3 separate regions of the Homo sapiens genome follow, and regions 2 and 3 are each linked to region 1. Evidence: read pairs that join two places in POLR2A ChIA-PET (ENCODE). Cell type or tissue: GM12878. All regions are shown on one strand. Each heading gives the region's core, and the rest is flanking DNA. Links, peaks and the distances in the headings are about the cores only.

Evidence for each region. Peaks named below come from ENCODE experiments on the same cell type or tissue, not always from the same donor. Only the 100,000 strongest peaks of a DNase experiment are listed, where the experiment ranks them.
Region 2: POLR2A ChIA-PET joins it to region 1 with 5 read pairs; 7 of 35 experiments call an interaction of 5 or more read pairs at or near these places.
Region 3: POLR2A ChIA-PET joins it to region 1 with 9 read pairs; 6 of 35 experiments call an interaction of 5 or more read pairs at or near these places.

Annotation. Positions count from the first base shown.
Region 1 is chr17:50,325,779-50,332,278 of GRCh38, reverse strand. No RefSeq gene overlaps it. Among named protein-coding and RNA genes, the nearest start is that of XYLT2, 17 kb to the left of the region's middle. In GM12878, for the core only: no CTCF peak of the experiment used is centred there; a DNase peak (open chromatin) is centred at 5,208.
Region 2 is chr17:50,160,667-50,163,166 of GRCh38, reverse strand. It overlaps LOC105371818 (a long non-coding RNA gene), which reads left to right. Exons shown (of 4, transcript XR_934833.3): 3 at 2,019-2,146. Among named protein-coding and RNA genes, the nearest start is that of SGCA, 4.1 kb to the left of the region's middle. RefSeq lists silencers at 1,435-1,674, 1,705-1,784 and an enhancer at 1,385-1,679. In GM12878, for the core only: a CTCF peak has its summit at 1,507 (motif pointing right); a DNase peak (open chromatin) is centred at 1,506; H3K4me3 peaks cover 736 bases; H3K27ac peaks cover 310 bases.
Region 3 is chr17:50,217,830-50,220,329 of GRCh38, reverse strand. No RefSeq gene overlaps it. Among named protein-coding and RNA genes, the nearest start is that of TILAM, 4.4 kb to the right of the region's middle. RefSeq lists enhancers at 1,257-1,306, 1,308-1,602 and a silencer at 1,308-1,602. In GM12878, for the core only: no CTCF peak of the experiment used is centred there; no DNase peak of the experiment used is centred there.

The DNA of each region.
Region 1 (6,500 bases), core at 4,001-6,500:
CTGATTTTAAAAGGTTCCCCCCTGCTTTGATTTCTGATTGTGAAACACTTCAAGAGTCATCTGCTGTGCTTCTAACATTTTAAAAATTATCATAGAGAGGCTAAAACAACTAAAGCCATTCCCAGTTAATCAAGCCTCCCCGGTGTTTGTGCATCAGAGGAGATAATGCAGGAGAAAGCACTCTGAGAACAGAATGCCCAGGGCCCCGGGGGGCTTTGGAAACCTGGAGGGCTAGATCTGGAAACATTGCCTTTTGAAAAGTGGAAGCAGGCCCAGCGCAGTTGCTCATGCCTATAATCCCAACACTTTGGGAGGCAAAGGTGGGAAGATTGCTTGAAGCCAAGAATTCGAGACCAGTCTGGGTAACATAGCAAGACCTTGTCTCTACCAAAAAAGAAAACAAAATTAGCTGGGCGTGGTGTGCGTACCTACAGTTCCAGCTACTCAGGAGGCTGGGGCAGAAGGATCGCTTCAACCCAGGAGTTTGAGGCTGCAGTGAGCTATGACCATACCACTGCACTCCAGCCTGGGTGACAGAGTGACAGCCTGTCTCTGAAAAAAATAAAAATAAAAAATAAGTGTAAGCAACTGCAGTGGACTCTTGAATTCACCTTGTGCCAAGGCTGATTCATATTCTGGGCAAAGCACCAGGAGGGGAATGAGTTACATGGACGAGAAGCAAGTTCCCCCCATCCTTCCTGGAGAGTACCCTTGAGTCATTGACCATCCAGTGTCATCCTGTGACGAAGTAAGTGGTCTGTTCCCCCATGGTAAGGGGTCATGCTGTGCAGAACCAGACCTCCATACTAATTATTTGCTTCTCAGAATTGCTGGGGCTCTGAGGAAGCCCACATAGGCCTGACTCAGTTTTCACTTTGACTCACTGAAAAGAAACTGGCCTGGATTGGCCAGGGATTAACTTTGACTGGACAGCTGATGCCCTCCACAGAGTGGTCTTCAACCCTGGATGACCATCGCCATGAAGCGTCTTGATGTTGGGGAGTTCTGTCCAGGTTGACTGGGGCTCAGGGCCACATCCCTGTTGATCCTTGAGGAGGGGCAGCAGTTCCACCACCAGGCATTCTGGGAAGAGCTAGGTCCCATCATGAAATATCAGAAACTGGGAGGTGAACCTAAAGCTAGGAGGAAGGAAAGCCTCTCCTCTCTCAGGACTGGGTTGTTGTTTGCCCAGGACTCCAAGTAGAGAGGATATTCAGCTTTCATCACCCAGTGGATTTGAACTGAGCACCTACTATGTGCCAGTTACTATTCTTTTAAAACAATTAATTTTTTTGAGACAAGGTCTCTCTCTGTCACCCAGGCTGGAATACAGTGCAAGAATTATAGCTCACTGCAGTCTCGAACTCCTGGGCTCAAGCGATACTACCTCAACTCTTGTGTAGCCAGGACTACAGGTACATGCCGCTGGCCCAGCTAATTAAAACATTTCTTTGTGGAGACGGAGTTTCACTATTTTGACCACGCTGGCCTTGAACTCCCGGCCTTAAGAGATCCTTCCATCCTAGTCTCCCAAAATGCTGGGATTATATGCCTGAGCCACTGTGCCTGGGCCAAGCACTATTCTAAGCACTGGGATATAGGACAGAACAGTCTACCAAAGAGAGAAGGACATAAGCAGAAATGAATGAGTCAGAGAGACGCAGATAGCGGCAGACGCTGTGAGGATCATAAAGAGGCTGAAGCGATAGAGAAGGGCTCAGTGGCTATTGTAGATGGTGTGCTCAGAGAAGCCCCCCTGTGGCAACAGGAGGACAGAAAGCCATGACCAGGACAGGTTCTGGGGGTGTGCATCCCAGGACAAGCACAGGTCCTGTGGCGCAGTGAGTCCGGTGCATTCTTGGAAGAGAAGGAAGGCTCAAGGGGCTGCAGACGGAGGGGCTGAGGGGGAGCAGTAGGACCTGAGGGAAGAGTGATGGCAAAGGAGAAATCCTATACTTGAGGGCGGCTGCCCTGCCCGTAACAGCTGGCTGGGGTGTTCAAGGAGATGTCAGCAGTCCTGGAGGATGAGCTCAGGTTCATTGAGAAGCTGTCGCATGCGTTTTTCTATCTTCTGTTTTCTTCCTCTAGCCTCAAACTTACAGCAGTCCTTAGTAGTTAGAACCTTGTCTCCTCCTATTGTGGAAGGGTCTGAGCCAGTGCCAGGGAGGAAGAGGGTGGGGCTGTAGGAGGCTGGGATAGGTTGCGACAGAGGGGGCAGTAGGAGGAGAGAGCCAAGTGGGCAGTAGAGGCAGAGGCACAGGGCACAAGGATGACCCAAGGGAACAGGTCAGTAGGGCCCAGTGGGTCCCAGGAGTACTGCGGAAGGCTGGGCTTCCTGGAGTTGAGTGGAATGGGAATTGGAGCCCTCAGACTTGTGCCCATTGGGCAGACCCCAGCTGGTGAGGCCAGGGCGTGCTGATAACAGCAGTATCCCCTATAGCAGGTTTCCCAGCTGAGCCCAACCTGTAGAGCTGATGGACTGGGGACCCCATGGGTTCTGTTTATCTGAAATGATACATAGAGGGGCTTGGGCTCTTATGTGGAAGGAGGAATCATGAGCATTTCTTTTATTCACTTTTTGTTCAATTGGTCTACAAAACTTACTGAGCATCTATTATGTGCTAGGCACTGTTATGGGCATTAAGGATATAATAGTGAATTAAGTGGGCAAAAAACCTCTGAGCTCATGGGCTTGGGAGGCCAAGGCGGGTGGATCACTTGAGCCCAGGAGTTCGAGACCAGCTGGTCAACATGGTGAAACCCCGTCTCTACTAAAAATACAAAAATTAGCTGGGTGTGGTGGCATGCCTGCAGTGTGTGTGTGTGCATGCACACACCAGCAAAGAGGAAAATCCAGGAAGGAGAGAGAGGAAGTGGGAGAGGAGAAGGGAGGGAATGGAGGGGCTATCTCCTGGCCCAGCCTGGGAAACAGGTTGAGGATCCTCATGAAGACAGGTGTCAGGCCAGAAGCTGAAGGATGTGGGGACACTCTGGACACCTCTCTGCCCCTCAAAGTCCAAGTGACAGTGGGTGGTATGGAGCTGCCCAGGGCCCTTGTCCCTCTGTTCCTCTACCTCCAGATCTCTACAGAAAGTTGTTTCACGGCCCAGGGGCTCTGGGTGCCCCCAGCATGGACCAGCTGGCCCACGGCATCAGCAGAGGCCTCGAGTGCTGCATGGTTCCAGAATCCACGGCAGTGCTGGGCCCCTTATGAGGGAGCACGTGGGAAGTGGCTGGCTGTGGAGGAGGCTCGGACAGGGAGGCTTGCTGGGCACAGGGAGGCCAGTGCAGAGATGCTGGGGAGGGCGCGGCTGTGCGCCTGGGGTGCTGCAAAGCACTTTGTGGTTGGGCATCAGTGATAACATGGCCTCGTTTGCACTCACAGGCTATTAAGGCCAGGGCTGGAGGACTGGGAGATGCGGGTGCCCCTTCAAACCAACATTCTTTGAACACTTATTAAGTGGAGATGGAGAGAAACAGATGTTCTGTTAATAAAAACTAAATATATTCCCTTTCATTAAAAATGAGGGATTTATTGCATGCATTTGTTACATCCTCTTTTCTGAACTAGACAGTTTATTGTGAGGATTTTAAACTGTTTAAATATTAGGCAACAAAATAAATCTCTCCTTCTGGTGTGAGCAGCATCCCCTGGTGTGATTTGCTTTTGTAATTTCAGCTGACTGCAGCTGCTGACTTCAGGGAAGCACATCAGAGTCGCCGGCTGCGTTGAAGTTGCTGCCAAGCCCATGGCCGCACTTTGCGATGTATGCGTTTTCTGTGAAAACACTCCACAGAAACCCTTTGGGGCCAGTGAACGGTATTTTAAAATTTCCACTCGAGGGCATCGCCCACTCTGGTGGGATAGGGATCGTTTACATCTCACCCCTTATGTGAGGAAGCCCAGGTGGAAACCTGAGGTCACTGGCAGCACCTTTCTGATTAATCCCAAAGGCTCGCCCCAGGCAGCTGCCACACTGCCCTGCCTTTCTTTTTTTAGAGACGGAGTCTTGCTCTGTCGCCCAAGCCGGAGTGCAGTGGCGCGATCTCGGCTCACTGCAACATCCGTGGCCTGCCTCTTAATGTGGCTCCACCAAGAGACATCTGGATCATACTCAGAAGTAATTAGAGCCCAGGAGTTTGAGGCAGAGTGGGCTGCATTCGTGCCACTGCACTCTAGCTGGGGCAACAGAATGAAACTCCATCTCTAAAAAATGAATAAAAATGAAGACATCCATGTCTGTTATCATTTTCTCTAAATTCAAAATTCAGTATACTTTTGGAGACATTACCTCAGGACTAAATGGAATGTAAAGCCAGTCATTCTAAGTAGAATTTTGGGCCTAACGTGGGAAGACAATCTGGGGGAGGGGGTAATAGTAAATCTGCTAGAAGAAACGTTGCTTCTTAACTGGCTCCACTCATATTATTTAAAAATATGTCCTCCTTCTATATGGTCATGGTGATAATAAAAGTGTCTTCTTATTCTATTCCTTTCCCATTCAAATAAATCATCTCTTAATCTAACAAGAAAAAATAAAAAAATAAAAAAGAAGTAATTAGTACCAATTTAAGCCACAGGTAAGTATAACCCTTACTATTTAAAAGGGCAGGCCTGGCGCGGTGGCTTACATCTGTAATCCCAGAACTTTGGGAGGCTGAGGTGGGTGGATCACTTGAGGTCAGGAGTTCCAGACCAGCCTGGACAACATGGTGAAACCCTTGTCTACTTAAAGTACAAAAATTATCCAGCTGTGGTGGCGAACGCCTGTAGTCCCAGCTACTCCAAAGACTGAGGCAGGAGAATCACTTGAATCCAGGAGATAGAGGTTGCAGTGAGCCCAGATCGCACCACTGTACTCCAGCCTGGGTGACAGAGCGAGACGCTATCTCAAATAAATAAATAAATAAATAAATAATATAAGGGCAGGAAGAGGAAGCCTCGTCATTAGACAATCAACTGCAGTCAGAGCCTCAAGCATGGTATAGAGACCAGCTCAGCAAATCTCCCTCTCTGGTTTCTCGTTGTTCTCTCCTCTCCCCCATACACCCCGTGCCCAACTCCTACCCCAGTCCCCGTGGCCTTTTTTCCATTTGCATCCCTGTTCCAGGCTCTCACCAAACGATTCTTTCTGGTTTTTCTTTCAGTGGAAGTGGAGGTGGTTTGTGTGTTAGGGAGATGGTTTTAGTTCCCCCCACCCACCCATGAGTGAAACATTTACCAAACCATTCATTCTCTTAGTAAAATGTATCATTTCCCGCAGCATAACTTCACTAGATTGCTCTGCGAACAAAGCATCTGTCATTTTTCTTCATCTTATCAGAATACCCTCTTTCAGCCAGGTGCAGTGGCTCCTGCCTGTAATCTCAGCACTTTGGGAGACCAAGGTGGGCGGATCTCCTGAGCCCAGGAGTTCAAGAGCATGGTCAACATAGTGAAACCTCGTTTCTACTAAAAATACAAAAATTAGCCGGGTGTGGTGGTGTGCCTGTAGTCCCAGCTACTTGGTAGGCTGAGGTAGGAGAATCGCTTGAACCTGAGAGGCGGAGGTTGCAGTGAGCCGAGATTGCTCCACTGCAGTCCAGCCTGGGTGACAGAGGGAGACTCTGTCTCAAAAAAAAAAAAAAAAAAAAAAAAAGAATACCTTCTTCCATATCCTAGCTTGGTGTGAGCCTAAGATGGGGGAGGGTAACGGCACCTCCCTGGAGGGTAGGAGAGAAAACCCCAGCCTGCCTCAATGGCGAATGTCCTCGAGGGACACATGTTGCCTCTACAGGTAGTAAGGATCCTGATTTGAAAGTATTCACACAGAAGCCGGTTAATTACCTTTTTGGTGAGAGACTGGACCAATCGACTCTATCTAGAAGTAAGGATCTAGGGAAATTTTTCTTGGTTACTTGTTCCAAAAAAGAATTTGTCATTGTAATGGACATCTGCTGTTTCTGCCTCCAAGAACACTTTATCCCTTCTGTCAAAACTGTCTCTTTATTTCTCTCTGGCCTGGCTGGGATTGGCTTCACTCCAGCCCCTGGGTGGTCTTCATTGATCACATTAACATGTGATACAAATCTTCACACTCTGTGCCCACCCCCGTGGGCCCATCCACGTGTCTTTCCCCAGACTTGCTTTTCCCTAATCTGATGTGTCTCCTTCTAGGTCCCTGAGCAACAAGCCAAGCCACTTGCCACTACCCCTGAGTCCACGGCCATTCCCTCTGCTGGCCATTCTCTGTGCACACAAAGTGGACAATCACACATACCACATGAAGCTCTGCCCCTGTGCTTCGAGGGCCAGCCCTGAGTAGAGCCACAGAGCAGCACAGCCAGTGGTATAACTGTCTTGAAAGTTACACCATTGGCTACCCTGCTTCTCAGGCCTTCAAACACAGTCAGAGTTACAACATGTAACTTCCAGCCCAAGGCCAAAGAACTGAAAACCAGGGAGGCTGCTGGTATCAGTCCTGGAGTGCAAAGGCCCAAGAACCAGGATCTTCAGTGTC
Region 2 (2,500 bases), core at 1-2,500, 170 kb after region 1:
AGCCACTGTGCCTGGCCAAGGCTCTTTTAAATTTCTTCAAATCTATAGGTTCCCATACATCCTTTCTCTCTCTTTTTTCCTTCCTCCCTTCCTTCCTTCCTTCCTTCATACTTTCCTTCCTTTCCTCCCTCCTTCCTTCCTTCCCTCCCTCCCTCCTTCTTCTTCCTTCTCTCCCTCCCTCCCTCCTTCTTCTTCCTTCTCTCCCTCCCTCCCTCCTTTCTTCCTTCCTTCCCTCCCTCCCTCCCTCCTTTCTTCCTTCCTTCCCTCCCTCCCTCTCCTTCCTTCCTTCCTTCCTTCCTTCCCTCCCTCCCTTCTCTTTCTCGTTCCTTGAAGGAGCCAGAAAATTTCTTCTGTAGTTTTTTGCCCTCTGGATTTTGCTGATTGCATCTCTATGGTGATCTTTAACATGTTCCTCCCACCTCCATACTTCCTGTACGTTGTATTTCCTGTACATTGTTACTGTAATTTGTAGTTGGATCTAGAGGCCTTATAAGGTTTATGTTCAATTTCCTTCGTTGAGACCACTTCATAGGTGGTGACAGTGTTCTTCCATTTGAAGGCACATCATGCGTTTCTGTGGTCTTAGTAGTGTCTTGCCTCCGCCATTAGCGTTTTATTTTTTGTGTGTGTGCAGAATAGTGATATTCAGATTTGATCACTCTGATCACCCCTTCCTTTATTAGCTGGAATAATTATAGACAGAAACTGCCCCTTGCGATTTGGTTACTGAGTGGGAAAGTTCGTAAAAGGAAGACGGGAGAAACGCTGGACTCTTCCTGTATTAAACAGTTTCTGAATAAAGAGCTGTTTCCCTAGCATCCTCCAAACTCTGGCCAGTCCGAGCTTCTTTGGTAGTAGTAGAATGATGATACATGGTTTACACCTATCTGACTGCTTCAGTCCATTGCAACTAGGGTCCCTTCTGGTGCTCACATTGCCTATCTTTAGCTCTCCGTTTTGTCATCCCCAGTTGGGGCGTCGGTCAGGAGAGCTGGAGGGGTCGGGGCTCGTACCCCACCTCGCACAGCTGGTGCCCTTGCCGTGCCCTAGGCTCCGCCGGTACTTCCCCGGCCTCCGCCTCACTCCTGCGGCCCAGCCCTGTCCTGAGCTAGTCGCTTCTCTGTCCTGGCCTTTTTGACATCCGCATCCGTCTCTCCAGCTTTCTGCCCCGTCTCTGCCCACCAGTGCCTAAATGTAAGCCCTCTGGTCCTTTGTCCCTGTATCTCCCCATCCCAGTGAATGTTTGCTGAATGAACGAATGACTGCTGTCCAGTGTGTCTCATTCAGCTTCAGTTTCTGTGCACCTGTCTCTAAGTCTCTTGAGGTCTGAGGCCGTGTTTTCTTTATCTGCATCTATACGTTGCCGTGAGGGACAAAGGAAAGGGCTTCTCGTCATTGTGATCTGATTCTCGCATCTGCCTCCCAGACTCCACCCACATCTTTCTCCCCTGTCCCGTACGCCGCCTCCAGCGCAACAACAAAGACTGCGACCTGGCCAGTCCGCCACGAGAGGGCGCGTTCGCTGGCGCCAGCCCGGTCTTGCGCCTGCGCGATGTTGGGACGGAGCGGGAGTCGGGGGCGGGATGCCTGCGGAGCGCGCCGCCCCGGGCTGGGGATGCGCGTCAGCAGTGCGTGCTGGGGGACGCAGTTACAGGGGGCGACGCAGGAGGGAACCCAAGGCCACGAGCTCCATCTCGTCCTCCCCTTCCCGACCCAGAAAACGCTCTAATCTACAGGGGGAGGAGAAGCCGCACGGAGGCAGGGGGCTGGACATAATGATCTCTTCCCCATCCCACCTCCACCCATCCCACCATCTGTATCAAGCCTCCGACTTCCAAGGACATTTCCATATCCCCCCAGACATTTTGGGATACCAGCCTGGAGACCTAAATGTACCCAGAATCCCCCGCCTTTTTATCGGTGGATTTCAGCCCTCAAAGCGTTCCGTGAGCCTCTGACCGCCCAAATCCATCACACATGAGTTGGAATGCCAGGGACCATTCCCGGCCAAACGTTAGATTACAGGAGTAAGAGAGAAGAGGAGGGACTGTCCGAGGTGCCTCGGCACTATGGCTGCACAGCTGGATCTCTGGACACGGAGCCCTGGACCGTTTCCACCCAGACACTCCCATTCCATCAAGTGGGGGTAAGAAGGATCAATGAGATAATGGAAGCGAAAGCGCTTTGCAAACTGTAAAGCTCTGGAGAAAGTAAGGGTGTTTTATTTATTTATAACTGACAGTGCAAGGTAATAGCTGCCCAGGGCCAGCCCACAGGCACAGCCCAAGAGCTGGAAAAGGTCAGATTTAGAAGCCACCATTCACTGATAGAAGGATTAGGAAAATAAGACCAGGCACGGGGGCTCACACCTGTAATCCCAGCACTTTGGGAGGCCGAGGTGGGTAGATCACGAGATCAGGAGTTCCAGACCAGCCTGGCCAACATGGTGAAACCCCATCTCTACTAAAAATAATTAGCTGGGCGTCGTGGTGGGCACCTG
Region 3 (2,500 bases), core at 1-2,500, 110 kb after region 1:
CTATAAAATGGGGATACTAGCATTTTCCTCACTGGACTTTGAGCAGAACAGCTGGGACAGAGCTGTTGGACATGGAGCAGAGCATTGCTTTTGTTTGAGCAAGAGCTAGTGACCCACCAGAAGGCTGTGACAAGGGTCAGCTCAGCTAACACAGCAGGGCTGCGCTGGACAAGCAGGGCTCACAGGATCCTAGGGGCCTCCCTGGATTCCCTATGGGATTTCTTTATCTGCCATGGAATGCAGCCTCGGCAGCAACGGGAGTGTTCTCACACTCAACATCAGCAGCCCTTACTGGGCATTGAGCTCATACATCAACCACCCACTTTAAACAAGTTTTAAAACAACAGTGTATTTCTAAAATCATTTTTGAAATGCAACTGTGTAAAAGTAACATGAAGGATAATTGTTACATATCAGGGAGGGTGATGATACCTTCTGAAAATTTCCGCCAGTACGTCTGCGCCCTGTGTGACAGTAGGAGCCATAAGGAGTTTTCATATCCTGTCAGTTTCTTTTCTTATTCCTTATTCGTACCAAATTAGAAAAATCCTAAACCACAATTATAGGTCATTAGAAATGGCAGCAAATGTTTGGTGGCTCTGACAGATGGTTCTGGATTCAGACCAAACAAGAATTCAGAAATCACAGACCTCTTTCTTCCTAAAGACTGCTCTCCCCTCTCTCGGACATTAGGTCAACAGGTACAAAGCTTTCAAAAGCCAGAAGACTAAGTATTTCACCCAGGGAGAGGGGGGCGGCGGTGGGGGGGAGCAAGCAGAGTCATAATCCTTTCTTTGGTTGAATTTGACTCCGGAAAGAATTCTTTAAGTTCTGAGTAATGTTTGGATGTGGTTTTTAAATAGTCTTAATAATATGTCACCGATTCCTTTCTCCTGCTCAGAAACAAAATCACCAAGTGCTGAAAAAGAATCAAAATAAAAATGGAGCAGTCATACTGCTGTTTGGTTTTAAGAAATTCTGCTAACTTGCTCCTCAACAGTAAATATTGTAATTGGTGATGTCTGGACAATACAGATATTGAATATATTGCCATTTGAGCAAGTCACTCAGGATCTCAGAAGTGGCCTTGAGTGGAGAAATGGGGGGGGTTTTGGTTTTGTTTTGTTTTGTTTGAGAAAGAGTCTCACTCTGTTGCCCAGACTGGAGAGCAGTGGCATGATCTCAGCTCACTGCAGCCTCTGCCTCCCAGGCTCAAGTGATCCTCCCACCTCAGCTCCTCACCACCCCACCCCAGTAGCTGGAACCACAGGCATGCACCACCATGTCTGGATGATTTTGTTTGTACTTTTTGTGAGACAAGGTTTTGCCATGTTGCCCTGACTGGTCTTGAACTCCTGGACTCAAACAATTTACCCGCTTTGGCCTCCCAAATGCTGGAATTTCAGGCATGAGTCACCAGACCCAGCAGCACATCATTGATTTTTAGCCAGCTTCACATGGGGCCACAAGAATGTTTGAAAAAGATGAAATGAAACCATTTCCTTAAGTCATTGACTAGGCCACTGAAGATCAGTTCTAAGATCTTAAACAGCTTGCTCAGATGACAATATATGTAATAACTGACAGTTCAAACCTCACCTTAGAGGAATAAAATGTCATTATCTTTTTTAAAATTTTGGTATTACACAAACTATCACTGGGCAAAAACTTACATTTTTCAATGAGGAGTATAAGATAGCCGGATTTATTAAAATCAAACTATTTTCTCATAATATTTGCAATTGACACCACGTGATATCCAACACTGTCATTTGATAAAGGAAATTTGCCAAAAGTTGGTTTTTCATTCTCTGTGAGAGAAATGTGTATCATTAATAACACGGCTGTGTTACAATCTTCTCAGATAGTATTACTTTGTAGCTGTGTTTTACTAAGAGGAGTGCACTTTTAAATGCTGCCTCTGTCATTTTGTTTTTCTTCCTGCCTTTACTGGGGGAAAATCCATTAATTTTGTCCTGGAAAGCTTATTTTGCTCTTGTTCTGGAAAAAAAAGAAAAGTCTCTGATGGTTTACCAGAAAGGTCACTGTGCTGTGTTTGAAAATGATGTGAAAATCTTGATGGCTTTATGCCACTATTTGACAAAGTTTCATAACACACAACTCACTGGGGATTAAAATGGAATAGATCACCAGTCCAGTAAAGTTAAGTTCAGATCTTCAACATCATACTCACTATTTACACTTTTTCAGCTACTTGTGTGAAATTGTCAGATGTGTCCCAGTTCTCAGAGATTTACATATTTTTGAACTAGATGCTTGTTCACTATGTATTTACTTTTCTTCTTTCTTCCTTTTTTTTTTTTTTAGCCCAGCCATATGCTTGGACACTACGTATTTACTTTTATAACACTATTCTCAGTTGTAGTATTTGGGTTACTATTTTTCTCACTCTTCTTAGGCTTTAATTAACCACTTTTGAATCACTGGCTTATTATTTGGGTTGAGGATATTACACATCACAAAAATAATAACCAAAAAC